2 separate regions of the Mus musculus genome follow, and region 2 is linked to region 1. The links are chromatin loops, found by intact Hi-C in ENCODE. Cell type or tissue: heart. All regions are shown on one strand.

Region 1 (8,000 bases):
CTGTGTAGCCCTGGCTGTCCTGGAACTCACTTTGTAGACCAGGCTGGCCTCAAACTCAGAAATCTGCCTGCCTCTGCCTCTCAAGTGCTAGGATTAAAGGCGTGCACCACCACCGCCCGGCTTTGTTGTGTGTTTTGATTTTTGCCTGTTCTAAAAGGCTGCAGGACAGAAATACTTGAGAGTCAGAAAATATGAGTCACAACATGTGGCCCCCTTTTCTCTTTCTGATGCCCCTTTGAGCTGGTCTCTGTCTTGCCCTGCTCTGAGAAAAGTCACTGGGAAGTCTTGAATCCTCTGTGCTTACCCAATGATAGCCTGGCAGAGTTAGGAATGAATTCTCCTTCTCTGATTACAACTGGCCCATAGAGGTGTCAAATGATGGAAAGTCACTCATTCCCCAGCTAGGGTCTCAAGGGCAAGCCCCCTGACAGCAGTGCTATGGTCATGCTCATGTTCGTGCCACCCTACTATGCCACCAAACCCTTCATCCAGGTATAGACCACTCACCCAGACTCAAGGTTCCCAGGTTACTATTGTCTTTATTATGGATAAGGAAGTACTTGGTTGTTAATGCAGCAAGTCTCATTTGTTCTATTTCTGTTTCAAGGAGATGGTCATGGGATGGGATCTTTGTCTTCCTGATCCTGGAGAACTTATAGGAGGTCCTCCTTGTTGGGATTCCATTCCTTTTAACTGTGTCTCCTGCCACCATCTTTTTTCCCACCTGGATAATACAATGCCCTCCTATCGGTTCCCCTGACCTCTGCCTCCTCTCCACTCCAGTCTATTCTTATCCACACAGTTCCTTTGAAACCCAAGCCAGACTGTGTCACCACCATGCTCAAAACTCTCCAGATTAGCCATCAAATCAAAACCAAATGAGATACCACCTTCCACCCAGGGGGATGGCTAAAATCAAAAAGACAGACATCACACGTGCTGCTCAGGCTGTGGAGAAATGGAAATCTTCATAGACTTCTTCGGATGTAAAATGTGCAGCCGCTTTCCTCAAACTGCTCGTCCCTTTTCTCTTCTGCTTCTCACCGAGGAGTGGAATGTCTGACCGAGCCCTGCCTGCAAGCTCACCACCAGCAAACTTGGGAGGTTTTAACTCAAAAATCCAACTCCTGAGCAGGGAATGGAAGTAGAAACAGGAAAGATTGTTACCAGCTAGATGACTGAGCCAGTAAGGAAGGGTGCTTGCCCTGATGATCTGAGGTCCATCCCTGGAACCCACAGTGGAAGGAGAGCTGGTTCCAAGAAGACATCATTTCACTTCCACATATAAATATAGCAAAAGCCACGGAATTACACACTTTAGTAAATGAATTACATGGCACATGACCCCTGTCAACTAAGCTATTATTTAGCAACATGTAGTACAGAGAAAGAACTGGTCCTCACAAGTGTTTCCTGACTTCCACATGCCTGCACACATGCTTACACACACGCGCGCACACTCATGAATAAATGGAAAAACAAACAATAGTCTTGAAGAACTCTAAATCTTGGTCTTTTCTGAATATATGAGAGAAAAACAAGTGGTAACTCTAAAAGGCTGCCATCAACAACCTGATAACCACAGATTTGGATACACGCCACCACATGCTAAGTGGCAGAATCGAGTCCATTAAATATGAATGTTCTTCCTGGTCTGGATGTTGGCTCAGCCGTATTGCTAACTATGGGGCTTCAGACAGGCTACTTGTCTATTTAGAGCCTCGGTTTCCTCTTCTGCAACAGAGAGATCTTGACAGCACTACCTCCCTCAAAGGGCGACTGTGAAGATGAAATAAGACACCAATGCAAACGTCCACAAATTATCAACAGCAATATTAACAAAGAGGAAGGAGCCAGATTGTGGGCACAACTCAATGCTAGAGTTTCTGTCTAGCTTATATAAGCCCTGGGTTCAAGTCCCAGCACCAAAACAAAGTGACTTCTGCCGGTCTAGGAAGGAGGTGGCTCATACAGGAGGATATAAGGGAGGCTGTAGTTATCCATGGTTCCTGAAAGTAGACCATCGGGAGTTCTGATTCTGAAGACGACATGCCCTAGCTTTAGGAATTTGGATGAGTTACTTCTCATCAACATCGTCTCTTAATTCTTACTGTTAAATGAAACTATGTATGCTGTAGGGTTGTGGTAAGAGTCAATAAAAGTACTAGTATATTAGATATGTTCAGTAGATATTCAACCTCCACTGATGGTGGGTGTTATTGAAGTCCTTATACTCCAAGGAAGCCGTGCCTAGCACTTTTCAAACTGTGCATAATGACAAAGCAGCCCTCTTTTGGGAGATGAGTATCCACACTACAATACTCGGGGCAAAATCCCATGGCATCTCACAACGGTTTTCTGTGAAGTTAAAGCCACCTTCTCTTCTCAGTACTGGCTTGGATCCCTTATAGGACATTAGAAAGCTCTCTAGAGAGGCAATCAGTGTCTATAGCGAGCTTTGGACACAGAGAGTCCACAATAAAGCCAACCATTAAGCAAACTGTAGCCCTCCATAAGCTGATATTGTCGATTCAAACAGTATCCCTGTCTGTCCGGATTCAACAAGACACTAAAGGCGTGGTAACTCCCGGAAGAGGAGGAAGGCAACAGGCAGTAAGCATCAAGAACCTGCTTTTGGTCTCAGGAGGATGAAGGCGCTGGGGTGGCCATTTCAGCCCTTGTTATTCCTCTCATGTGTCCTAGTAAAACTAAATTACAGATTTCTCATCACTTTTGTGATTCTCAGACTTTGGTGTGCATCAAAAAAACCCAGAAAGTTTGCCAAAACACCAGTGAGTTGGTCCTACCTAGAGTTTCTTATGTAGTACTTGTGGGATGCCCCCACCCCACCCCGTCCGCAGATTTCGGCTGATTTCCCGAAGGTGACAGTGCCGGGCTGAGGAAAGCGCCTGCCTAGCCCAACGGAGGAAGGTTTTTTCGAAAAAACACAATGGCGTTTTGGTCTACCTTCCCCTTTAAAAGAACTCTGACAGTAGTCTAGCCTTCCCAGTCAAGTTCAGTAAGTGCGTCCTGGGAAGTTCCTTAGGGTGGACCCTCAGAAAGGCACTGAGTCAGGAGCCGATGGCTTGCAGCTGCTCTGATGAAACATCCTGTAATCAGAGGCTGCTTGTCTTCGGCAGACCTCCCTTAGCACAAAGGGATCCCAGCCCAGCTGCCTGCTCCTAGTATCCCGGAGCAAAGCCACAGCTGGTCCCTAGGCCGCTTCCCTAATGCTACTAGGAACCAGTGGGTGTGGTGAGGACCTGGGGCCTCTTCGGTAGACTTCCGCCATCTCCTGATTTCCTTCCAGTCTCCACTGTCTTGAGGGAAACTGCTGAAGGTTTGGTTACCATGGCAACCGATCCTCTTTCCAAGGGGAATCCTGGTGTGTGATTTGATGGGGGGGCTACACCGTTTCCCCCCCCCCCAAAAAAAAACCCCAACTATTTTACCAGGAAGAAATCTTTCTTTTTGCAGTAAGAAAATTTTTTTTCCTATCCAAGAACCTCATTTTACATGGCAAACAGTCCTTGGAAGAGTGTGAATTTCCTTATCAAATGAAGCCTGCACCGGCTAGCAGCAGAGGGCAGTTAGCCTTCACCCACAAAGGGACGCTGACAACAGCAATTTTGCCTCTCTATCCAGTTGCATGGAAGTCTTGCTTGGGGTGGGGGGGGCACCTTCCTGGGGGATAGACAGAGGGTGTCTGAGGCCACATATATCTATACACATGCATGCACACTCACACACACACACACACACACACGATAGATAGATAGATAGATAGATAGATAGATAGATAGATAGATAGATAGATAGATAGATAGATAGATAGATAGTTGAGACTTCTCTCTCTTCCTACTGATGGTGATTCATTGAAATCCTATGATCAAAAGCTAAAGACTAGGGACAATGGGCACATGCCTTACCTCCGTTTGTCGTAAAATAGCTGGAATGCCCTTTAAGACTGGAGTCCAACTACGGAGTTAGTGTGCTGATGATATTCAAGACAATTGTACCTGTGAGATATATTTTTTAAATGTTTTTGCTGTCATCTATTTTAAGACCTTAAGTCGAGTTACACATAAAAGAACTAGATCCAGGATGTTTGGGGGGAATTAACAGATGATATTTAGCAAACATGTGGATGGGTCATAAGGAAACATCTGCAGAGAATCTGAGTTGGCACTGGGAAAGGCAGCTGCTTTAGGTTATGAACTGAGCTGAGCTGACGCAATTGAAGGAGCCTCCAGCAGGGGGCACCCTTTTGCAGTAAACTCCGTGGCCTTTATAGCGTTGCTCCTCACCAGCCGACCTTACACATAATTGGCATTTTGAATTCTCTAACCCTCTGCTTCTTCCTTCAAAGCAGACACTCCCCTCGGAGAAATCTTCCTCCCATCCCTAATGAAAATGAACATTTTGATGGGAGGCAGCTCTTGTGGCAAGGATTAAAAGCAAAATCTGAAGAAAAAATAGACAAGTCAATGAAATTAAATGTAGGTTTGTGAAGAAGGTTGAATACATGCCCACAAAAGTTAAAAGATGGTCTTGCCTGCTTTCGCAGCCGGCTGAAACGGCACAAGGAATTCTTAGACCGTCTCATAAAAGCCTGAGCCAACTGTGTGCATGGGTGTGCACATAGGCATCAATATTAAAGTGACCCTCTGTCACTTAACTTCTCAAGGATGAACGGTGTTACTGACAGTGTGGGTATGTGTGAAAAGGACCCTATTTTCTCCAGCCTGTGAATAAATAATTGAAACAGTAGCCCACTCATAATCCAAAACAATTAGCCCCATTTTATACAGACCTAAAACATCTTGAAAACAAATAATTTAGGAACATACAGAATGGTGCCTTCAAACCCAGAATCATAAGTTGAGACTCAAGTGGCTTTATTGTAATCTCTTGCCTCAGACTCCCCAATACTTGGATTACAGGCAGGCACAACTACACCTAACTAAATATTTTAAATAACTTATGTATTTTTTTCTTTCAGATACAATTAGACAGTTTAGCTCATTGCCTCATGTATGCTTCGCAGCTCAGTAGACACATTTGGGCAGCGTTCTCATTTAAAACTTGTTATGGATTTTTTTTTTAATTTGATAGGTTGGGTTTTTTTTTTTTTCATTTTCTTGTAAAGATTTTCTTGCTGGGTTGGTTATTGCATAGCTAGCTCTTGCTGCCCACAAGGCTTCACTCTTTACCATTTCAGGAACATTTGGAAAGCTAATTGAATTATTAATCAAGCTCTCATAAAATCCCAGTGGTTTCTCTCACTGTCCTGGGCACTCTGAAAATATTAAGTCCTCTGAGCCTTATCAGGGGCCCCTACTCTCCCACTTGATCACACAGTGATAAACTGAGACAGAATCAGAATTTGAACCCAGGAAGTCTGAAGCTTAAATCCAAATACTTCACCATGCAGTATCCCCCTTCTCTCTCTCTCTCTCTCTCTCTCTCTCTCTCTCTCTCTCTCTCTCTCTCTCTGTATACAAGTAATAGCAGTATCCAAATTCAGCTAGTATATTAAATGTCGCTGGTACATATTAGATGCTCAACAAAAGTTGGTAGTGAGAGAAGATGGCGGGGTGTGCATATACTGACTGACTCTCAACACCCACTTATAGAAGCAGTGCGCACCAGAATTCAAGTATCCCCGCCCTCCTAAACCTTGCTGAACCAGTTTGCTCACCCTCAGCCCTATTTCTCCGTCTCAGGATAATTCTAGCAGAATCTACTTCATAGGGTTATGGTCTGGACCAGGTCTTTGGAGGGTTAGCTCTGTGTGGATCCGGTTGGAAGATGGTGATACTCGCTACAGTCTCATTTAGAGACGTTTTATGTAAGGGCTTAGTCTGTGGTATCCTAAGAACAAAATCTTCTCAACCCGTCCCCCACGTGAGGTCAAGCAAGAAGCAAGTTCAACCCTTTCTTGAGAGACACAGAAGCATTTGATGATCAATATCGATCTGGGGAGGGGGTGAAAGAAAAGCGAAGATTAAGTGCGCTATTAGAAAATCGGTTATGGACTGAAATTTGCAAGGTTTACAGAGCTCCAAGTTCAATATTCCACCTCTAGAGCCAACATTCTTTAATGTGTGCAAGAGGAAGCTATAAAGTCTGCCCTTGACAGACTCAGGGAACAAGGAAATGGTAATGGGGAGGCTCAGATGGACCAGGCTCTGGACAACAGCAGGGGAGTAGGTTAGCCCCTTCCTTCCTCCTCTCCTCCCCCCTCTCACCCCCAGTTTATCGCTTCTTCCCACCGTGCTCTCACCCACTCATTGAGCCTTCTCCTGTTGCAGAGATGGCATGGGGGAAGAGCTGCCAGCTGGCCTCAGAGAGTGACCAGGGCTGATCACTGCCCGAGGTGGGAGCCATTTCCTCAGATCACCACAAATATGTAAAGTCCACCAGGAAGTTCCACTCGTGTGCTGAACTTTGGGTTCTCATGGCCATGTAGTCCAATTTCAAGGGAGACGTTAACAGCCTTTCCCCCGGTTTCTCTCCAGTCCAACAGAAATGTACACTAGTGAGAACCATAGTATTGCAAAGTAGGTGAATGAAAAACTAGGCCTTGATGGCATTAGAGATGCGAGGAGCTCCAGAATTTTCTAAGGACCACCTAACAGTACTGGAAACTGCTCTCTTGGAGGTGGTCTTGTATTTATACATCTCAGAGTCCTTCAGAAGGCAATTGAAGATTTTTTTAAATCAAAAGGATTGAGAGATAAATCTCAGAGAATTTATTATGCAATCCAAGTCTTCACATTTTGAGGTTAGGGTGTGTGTCTACACTGGGCTAAGAGTCACAGAGGATGAGGAATGGTTGTTGTTGTTGTTTGTTTGTTTGTTTTGCCTTCAGGGAACTCTTGATCTGTGGAGGAGAATCAAGAGACTACCCTCCATATGGTGTGTTGGACACACTAAGGTCACTGTAGATACCACAGAAAAACTCAAGGAGACGGTCTCATAACCTAGATGAGGAGGTCCTGGGAGAAGTCATGTAAACTACTCATCCTTTGACCCAGTGGACTAGAAGAATGAGAGGGCAGGAGATGTTGTTGATCTCATCCAAACAGGACTTTTCACTGAGTCAAAACACGGAAGCATAATGAACAATGGGGATGTCAAGAACAAAGGCTAATTGATAGGAAAACCATGAGAGGTGTTAGGGATCACACTAAATAAGTAATTCTAGCTTCCAAGTGTAAGAAAACAGCCGAGGTAGAGGTTTGAGAGTAATATCAGACCAGAATCTGAAAACATCGTTTTGTCTATAGACAAGCAGCCTTCTGCATGCTGGGGTAAAAAGAGAGACCATTGTCTGGGCTCACTCCGCCTCCCTCTCCCCAACAGGAGCATCTGCTTTTCCGGAAGAATAGTCCTCACAGTCCAAGCCTCCAGATGAAGCAAGGCCACATGTCATTTGCAGCTTCTCCTGGAGCCATAAGAAGCAGCATCCACATTCATTCTCCTAGAGTTAGGGCTGGATGTAGATTCATGTTAACCTAGACCATGTGGCAGATCTGAGCAAGCCCAGGCCACTAGGAGTCTTGAAGCGTCCATGTTTACCCTGTTGAAACCACCAGGACCATTGAACCCCAGAGCAGCATTTTGGGGGATATGAGAACTCAAACAGAGAGAAGAGATGAAGATTAAGCCACCCCAGAAATCTTGTCACATGTGAATGAGGCCAGCCTCCACCAGCTAGACCCCAACATACCTGCTGGTGGCTGCACCAGAGACCTCAAATAGAACAAACAGAAGAGCCAGCTAACTGAACCCAATGCAAACTACCAAAGCAGGAATCAGATGATTGGTATTGCCTTATACAGCTCTGCCTTGGAGGGCTAATGACACAACTGTAGATAAGGGATCTTCCTCCCTTCTGCAGTGGTCTTCCTCCACCACTACTTCTCCTCCTCCTCCTCCTCCTCCTCCTCTTCCTCCTTCTTCTTCGTCGTCTTCTTCTTCTTCTTTTGGTTTTT
Region 2 (8,000 bases), 250 kb after region 1:
AGTAGGAACTTGGGAGTGCTAGACAAGAGCCCAAACTCTGAGCCCCAGCCAACATTCTGGCTCCCAAGGACTTTGAATGTTGGTAGTTGTTCCAGTCGACAAGGAAGGGAGAAAAGAGGGTAGCCTTCCTGCAGCATCTGTAAGGAAGCTGGGCAGTGGTGGTGCAGGCCTTCATCCCAGCACTTGGGAGGCAGAGGCATGTGAATCTCTTGTGAGTTCAAGGGCAGCCTGATGAGTTTCCAGGGCAGCCAGGGCTACAAAGAGAAGCCCTGGCTCAAAATAAAAATAAAATAAAATAAAATAAAATAAAATAAAATAAGATAAACCAACAAAAACAAACAGGAAACCAACAACAACAGCCAGCATCAAAAAGGAAAAAAGAAAAAGAAAACCCTGTAAGAAATTAGTTTCCCAGTAAACTGGGTATTGCCTCTTCTCATTTAGCTAGAGCCAATCCTGAGAATTTCTTCCCCGTGGCCTTCCATGATATAAGGTCCCCTATAAGACTTCCCCAACCCAGATGTTCCCAGGAAGGAAAGAGGGAAGGAGTCCCAGAAGACAGCATCAGATATTTCAGGCTCAATACAGGTCAACCTTCAGTACACCCTAAAGAAACTCATGCTAATGTTGGCTCAGTAAGAGTCCTGTTGCCCAGAGAGGATGCTGAGAACTCAAGCTAAATGTTTGCACATCAAGCAGGGATGGATAGAGTGAATGAAGCCTTGGTTGAATCTCTGGCTAGAGACACATTGAACAAGGAGTCTGCCCAGGATTTATGCTTAAGTACACAGGCTAGGGTTAGAGCCAGAGAAGAACTGAACTGGGATTTCTGAACAATCGAGAAATGTGATTTTTGTCCTCCTGGCGCTACTACTGAAGTTTCTCTCGATGGAGCTGCTTACTAGTTTAGAGTCCTCTGTAAGGAAAGGAAGACCCTAAAGGGAAAAGCTCTCAGTAGGATACAAGAACCTTTCATGGTGGAAAAGGGCCTGGAGGCAGGATGTCTGACTTGGGGTCAGAGGCTAGGACAGGCTTTAGTGGTTCCAAGAAGAGTATCCTAGTGCTAGAGAGGACTGGCTGGTCTGGATGACATGGGAAGTGGATGGCCTGTTGGGTTGCTCCCTTAGGCTATAGGCAAAACTTCACAAAGCACAAACTGGAGGGAGAAGAAACTCTCTATGTTTTCAGGATAATCTGACCCAGACTCAGATTGTACTCAGGTGTAGTCAAGAGATGTAGCCTGGAAAATGGTGGTGGGAGCCAGAGCTGAAGAGGTGGGAACCTGGTCTCAGGAAGTGTACACATGTGTATGTGTGTGTGTGTGTGTGTGTGTGTGTGTGTGTGTGGTGTGTGTGTGTGTGTGTGTGTGTGTGTGTGTGTGTGTGTGTGTGTGGTGTGTGTGTGTGTGTGTGTGTGTGTGTGTGTGTGAGGTTACAACCTGAAGTGGTGTTCATGAGATTCTTCATAAGAGAGGAGAATTTCAACCAAGCGCAGAGGCACACACCTACAACCAACCCTCACTTGTGGGAGGCTGGGGCAGGATGATTGACAGTTTGTGACAAGTTTGAGCTTCGCAACAGGGTCCTATCTCCAAATTTTTGTTTGTTCCTTTCAAGGAAATGGAAGGACCTTGGAAAACTTGAAGGATAAGTCCTTCCAAAAGCACACTTTGTCACTACCCTTGCCCAAGTTAGGACTTGGGTTTGGCCATGGCCACGATGCCTAAATCACAGGGTTCAGGTAGATTAAGCTAGGGAGAAGGGCCTGGCTTTTTCCTTTCTTACTCCACCCCATTCACAGTCCAGGTGACTAGGATGCCCTGGGACTGTACAAGAATGACCCTCTGGGTGGGTGCGGCTGACAGGACAACAGGGTGATGCTGAAAGGGACTAGAGGACCTGACAGTGAGCTTAGGAGAGACTGCAAGCCCTCCCAAGAAGTTCCAAACACACCTACTGGAGTGTAAGGCCACCTGTTAAAGAGCCAAGAGAGCTTTCCTCCTGGGTACTAGACACTGAGATCTGAGAGGCCATTGCCAATGACACCTGACCAAGATTTATTTTATTGCTTTGTTTCATTGAGATAGGGACTTGCTAAGTAGTCTAGGCTGGGTTTGAACTCCATATGAAGCCTAGGCTGGCCTCAAATTCAAATGTTGATCCTTCTGCTGCCGCTTCCTAAGTGTGGGGACTATAGGCATGAACCATCATGTCCAGTTTAGGTCTCTTTTATCCTGTATAGAACTCAAGGATTTAGTGAGAAAATAAGCTAGTTTCTTTTGCCTGGAAAATCCAAGGTCTTACTTATGAGAAAGCGGGGCCAATACCATTAATGGTGTTAAATGTTTATGTGCCGAAGCACTGTTTTAAGTACTTAGCTAATAAGTATACTCAACACAGTTAGGATTGTGCTCAATATAAAAGTAACATGGAAGTAAAAACTAAGACATGTGTGGTGGGCTTACACCCCATGGTACCCTGGGGACTGCCATAAGGATTGCCATAAGTCCAAGGCCAGTCTGGTAACATAATGACATCCTGTCTCTAAAAAAGTAAGATCCTCATAAGAACTCTTGATGATACTCTTTCTATTCCTACTTTCAAAGAAGGAAATGAGCTCAAAGACATTGTCCTGCTCACTGAAGGCCAAGCATCAAGCAAGTGTAGGGTTTGAATTTGAACCCAATTAAGCCTGAACTTAGTTTAGAACCTGCTCTTGGCACTTGCAAAACCCAGCGTGAGGAATGCATAGACCCCGTAATTTCATGCATAAAATGGAAGAAATTACTCACCTATAGTGTGGTAACTAAAAAAAAAAAAAAAAAACACAAAAACAAAAACAAAACCCAGATAGTCATGATTGTAACTCCAGGGGCTTTGGGTATGCCCAGTGTAGACAAAGAAGAAACTCAGGACCAGGAGAATAAAGAGCTAAGCAGGAGACACCCTTAACCCATGGCTCTCCAACCTATGTACATATCTTCATTGCCTTGGGGAGAGTGTTTTCAGGATGCCTGGACACTGCTTCTTGACATTTGAATTCAGGGTGTTTGGTGTGGAACCTAGAAACCTCATTTATCCAGACATTTGGGCTCACACAGACCTCTGAGAATCATTGCCCTAAATTAACAAAGAGGGGGACATTGCTAGGGGTCAACTGAGGATCAGTGAAGCTGGGTGAGTTGTCACCTTTGAACGGAGACCAGCCGGCGAACCACACAGTAGGCCTGCGACGAGCACAGTGGTGAGGCAGGAGTGTTGGGGACAGAAGTCCACACACCAGCATGATTCGCAAGCTATGGGGTGCAGGTGGGATTGCCTCAGACTTTCAGAGAGTCAGAAATGTGTCACAGGGCCCAGGCGCTGTTCTAAATTAGCAGGAGGAGGTCAGTTGCCTTGCTAGAAAGGGTCTCCATCCATGCTGTGCTTCCCCAAGCTGCCTGTCCTGGGTACTAGGAACTTGGGACAAGTGAAAGGCAAGAACTGAAGCTGTTCATGGGGTGCTGCTTCTCACTGGGGCCCTGAGGTTTAGGAACAGCTTGCTCTATCACAAAATCTGGTTGCCTGTTCCTAGAGTACAGAATGAGGAAATAACGCCCCCTCTGGGTCGCCGAGGGAAACAAGGTGGCCTTTCACCCCGGCATCAGTTTTCAGGTTCCAAAGACCTCAGAGATGCCTGGTTGAGGGCAGCTGGCGGACAAGTGATCACACCACCCACCCTTGTCTGATGCCACGCACGCTGAGCGCTGAGCGAGCTGAGGTGGAAGGCGGGGCAGAAGAACGGGTGGCTCTTGTGTCCTCCCATTCCCCTCCCACCCAGGGCATGGGCGGCATCGGCGAAGCCAGCGAGACGCTTGTCCTACAGCGCCTCCTCCTGGACAAAGCTCCAGACAACCGAAAAGGGACACCACCAGCCCTAGAAAACCTAGACTAGGCACTTCCTTCCTGGGACATCAGAAGTTGATTCTGCCACGTCCACTGGAGAGGCAAAAAGGAGTCCAAAAGTCCTTGAGGCTACCTCTTACCGCCCCACCCCCAGCTCAGACAACAAGCCTGTGACCCAGAAGCGAGCATCTCATCTCTCCTTGATTAGGTGAGGCAGGAGGAAAATCCCTCCAGTTTGTTTGTTTGTTTGTTTGTTTGTTTGTTTATTTATTTACTTATTTGTTTATCTGATTGCTCTCTGCTGAGCCTGAGCTTTAGAATGTGCTGTGCTGGTGTTCGTTACAAGAACGATCGTCCCGAAGTTTGTCAGTTTGAACGGGCACCAGGAAGAAAGGCCTTTTCCCAGAGCCGCAGCGCCAGTCTGAAAAAAAAAAAAAACTATTTCTGAGGGTCGTGTGTGTGTGTGTGTGTGTGTGTGTGTGTGTGTGTGTGTGTGTACACCTGGAAAAGAAAAAAATTCTACTCACTACTAGCTCATATTTGCAACCTATTTCTAGTGTACAGACACATTAGGGTGGGGTGGTTTAAGTCTAAGATTGAAAGTAATTGTAGTCAAGGGTAAAGTCGTGGCTATCTTTAGATGAAAGGAAGAAACGGTGAGCAGCAAAGCCTAAGGAAGGGGTAATGGGTCTGGTTATCTCCTCCTATCGCTCCCTCCCCCAGTCTGTGCAGTACTGGGTCAATCCCTGGGCTGGGCTATTTCACTGCACATGCGCTGGGCGTGCGCGGCCCCGCACTGCAGAGGCTCTGAGCGATGCCGCCTCAAGCACAGTGCCGGGGGTTCCAACGCACACCACTCCAGCGCCTGGCTGTGGAAGGACTCGAGAATCCTATCTAAAAGAGGCATGAAACACGTGGTTTTCTTTTGCAGGAAAATCTGAATTAATGCCTCAAATCAATCTTTCTAGTCTGGTTCAATCAAATCAACAAAATCTCCATGTTGCAGATGGACACTCAGTGTTGTCTTTGAATTAGAATTTTCACATATGGGGTGCAGCTTCTCCCTGTCATCTGTTAACAGAGAGGGGGAACACCACCCTGGGTTTAGAGAGCATAATTTCTCCTCTAGTTTTGCAAAACTATCAAGTCTAGGAGATACTTTCCTTTGAAACAATGGTATCTATTTTTATCATTTCCGAAAAAGTGCACCTAAATTGGATTTAAATCGGAATTCCGAGTTCTTGGTTGCTTCTCCACAGCTTCCTGTGCCCCCGAAAACCCTCACTGGCCTCCGCCGCACTGCGACAAGGCCGTAAACACCTCTAACAGCTGCCTGCCAGCCCAGGGTGAAATACTGTCTTTGTTCCGGTTTCCCCTGCCTCTTGGACTCAGAGAACAGAATTCTGGCAAAATATACGTATTAGTAGAAAGATATGATAGGAAAAAGACGGTTGATTTTCAGCCAGTTTTCTTGGCTACGTTTGTAATAGCGAACTTTGCTTTATTTCCTAGACTTTCCAGAGACTGCACTCCCAGCTCTTGTGTCCACCCAAGAAGAAACCAAGGCCAGGACATTGGCTCCCCAGTCTATAAATAGAAGTTTGGACCCAGGACGCTGGGAGTTTTGCCCAGAAACCTCTAAGGTCTTAGGCTCCGAATAATCTTTAAATTTCGTTTCTTTTTCTCTCCGGTTTTCTTTCCTTTTTTGTTTATTTTTTGTTGTTAGGTTCACAGAGACAATGAAGGCAGTTATGGCGGTGTCAGCCTCTTAGCCTTTCCTTGTAGAGAAAATGTGCGACTTCCCAAACGTTTATTTCTCAAGTGGCAACCAACCGTTTCTTTCCAATAAGCTTTGAATATCACCACGAGGCTCACAATGATACCCTACATCCTCCATGTTTGCACCTGGCACCACCTTCCTCTGTGTAATCAGAACCACGTTCTTCACCGAAACACGCTGGGCCACCAAACCCAGGAAAAAGCAGCTGAAACCCCAAACCTACAACTTGGCCAGCCGAGCATCCAGCCCACCCCAGCCCCACCCAGCCTCAGAACTCCAAGTCCACCCCCAGCCCCACCCAGACTCAGGCCATCAAGTCTTTGAGCCCCACCCAACTTCAATGAACCTAGCTAGCTGCAGGGCCTATGGACGCAGTCAAGGAGCTTGTTTTTCCAAAGGGAATGTTTCCTCTTACTCTCAGCGTCATCAATGTGTAATAGGGAACTGCTTACAAGATACAGACGCTCCGAATAAAAATAAAATAAGAAACAAAAACCCACTCCAGAGACAGTGAGCCCTCTGAGTTACCGACCCAGAACAATTCTGCAGACATCAACTGGTCCTCCATTTTGAAATGAGAGTGATTCCATCCTTAATTACTAAAAACACCTTTCTACAAACATATCACCTATTGTTCACAAGTATTTGTACAGCCAACACTGTTATACTGGAATATCTGGGCAAACAATAAGGATTTGTCGATAAGCACGTTGGGGACTATGGCCCACCGCCATGTGCAGTCTTATGCGCAATGCGGCAGATTGTCTAAGGTTTCAATGTTTCCCTATGTGTTCCTGAAGGAACAGGAAATAGGGGTTTCAAAGTGCATCGTCAAATGCCATCCAAAATTTTGGGGAGTGAAACAACATTATGTTCTGCAAAGATTTTCTTTTTCTTTCTTTCTTTTTTTTTCCTGTGTGTTTGGTTCAGTAGTTTCGAAATAAGGGAAATATTGCAGTATGGTGTTTATTGGAAAATGGAAAAAAAAACACAACGCATTTGGAAAGCAAAAAGATCTACTCTTTCATTACTCTGACAAATGAGAAACACACGCGATGTTTGAACGCCGAAATGCCTCACATTTCTCAAATATCTATTGGGTTTATCCTAAAACCTGTACCAGATTTTCTGATATTACTTCCCATAGCAAACATCCATTTGTGACATAAAATAGTCCAAATTCACCTGACACATTATCAGATGCAGGAAGAACCTAGCTTGGGTTATTATTACCATTTTCCCCTTAAGAATTAGAGAAATGTTTTTAAATAATTAAAGCGTCTTTATACACAAGGCCCAATAAAATATAGATCCTAAAAATTGGCCTCACCCATGAAAGACATCCTGAATACACCGAAGTCTCCCCACCCCCACCCACGACCCAACCCTCGAAAAACACCTGTTAACCTAGGGTAGTTCTGACCACCATCAAACCACAGAAACACGGTATTCTATACCATACGAAACCTTTACTGACCCCACCCCTCACCCCCCAGCCCCAGCCAAGCTGAGGAGTCCAGAAACCATTTTCACATTCTTCTTCACAGGGCGGATTGGGGGAGGGGAGCTCGGGATCTGCGGGTTTCCAAGTCAAGGGATCTCTGAGGGGGTGGGGTGAGGTGAGAGACACGAAGGAGTCCCCAATGCACTTTTGAGCCTAGCAGGACCCTACCTCGAGCCCCAAGGGACATACTTTAGGGACGAGGATGCAGAGAGCGATCCCCAGGTTCTTGAATAACGCGGGGAGCTGGGGAAGTGGCACCCATTGCCCGAGGCGGTGGAGCGGGCAGCTCCTGCGCCAGCAGGGTGGCTCTTACCCGGAGGGTGCCGAACTGCGGGCGGTCGGCCCGGACTGTGGCTGGAATCCATCCGGCGCTGCCCGGCTGCGCTCACCATCCTCGGCAGGTTTGGGCTCATGTTGCTGGAGGGATCGGGTAGGAAGCTCGGGACCAGGGTTGAAGCAGGCGGTCGGCTCCCTGCTGGAGTGTGAGAGGCGGCTGGTGGCTCGGCGCCCGGGGCTCCTTCCGGGCTCCCCGCCGGCTCTGGAAGCGGCCGCAATCGCGACCGGGGGCGAGCTGCGGTGGAGTCGCGGCGGGAGCCCAGGCCGCTGCGGACCACGCGATCCCGCAGCCGGCGACTAGAGCCCACCTCTGCAGAGACAAAGGTTAGAAAAAGAGGGGGTGAGGCTCTGGGAAAGCAGAATGCGGGGGCAAATTCGCCTGGGAAATCAGGAAAAAGGCCGTGAAGGCGAGCGGCGCCTGCACATGACCAGCCGCAGCCAATGACGACCGCAAATAGGTCATAAAAAGGTCTATTACCAAGTTGTAAATTTTCTT

What was found. Peaks named below come from ENCODE experiments on the same cell type or tissue, not always from the same donor. Only the 100,000 strongest peaks of a DNase experiment are listed, where the experiment ranks them.
Region 2: it touches region 1 in a loop (9-fold over the local background); 36 of 42 quality-filtered maps call a loop at or near these places.

The regions. Positions count from the first base shown.
Region 1 is chr2:74,960,800-74,968,799 of GRCm38, reverse strand. No RefSeq gene overlaps it. Among named protein-coding and RNA genes, the nearest start is that of Gm46748, 97 kb to the left of the region's middle. In heart, a CTCF peak has its summit at 4,242 (motif pointing right); DNase peaks (open chromatin) are centred at 3,169 and 4,249; H3K27ac peaks cover 424 bases; H3K27me3 peaks cover 758 bases.
Region 2 is chr2:74,711,798-74,719,797 of GRCm38, reverse strand. Hoxd3 (homeobox D3) reads right to left here and starts at 7,805. Exons shown (of 3, transcript NM_010468.2): 1 at 7,482-7,805. It overlaps Gm38462 (predicted gene, 38462), which reads left to right and starts at 7,740. Exons shown (of 2, transcript NR_164327.1): 1 at 7,740-7,828. Hoxd3os1 (homeobox D3, opposite strand 1) reads left to right here and starts at 3,668. Exons shown (of 3, transcript NR_027899.1): 1 at 3,668-4,092; 2 at 5,397-5,527. In heart, a CTCF peak has its summit at 3,868 (motif pointing left); DNase peaks (open chromatin) are centred at 3,817, 7,367 and 7,697; H3K4me3 peaks cover 1,552 bases; H3K27ac peaks cover 315 bases; H3K27me3 peaks cover 7,634 bases.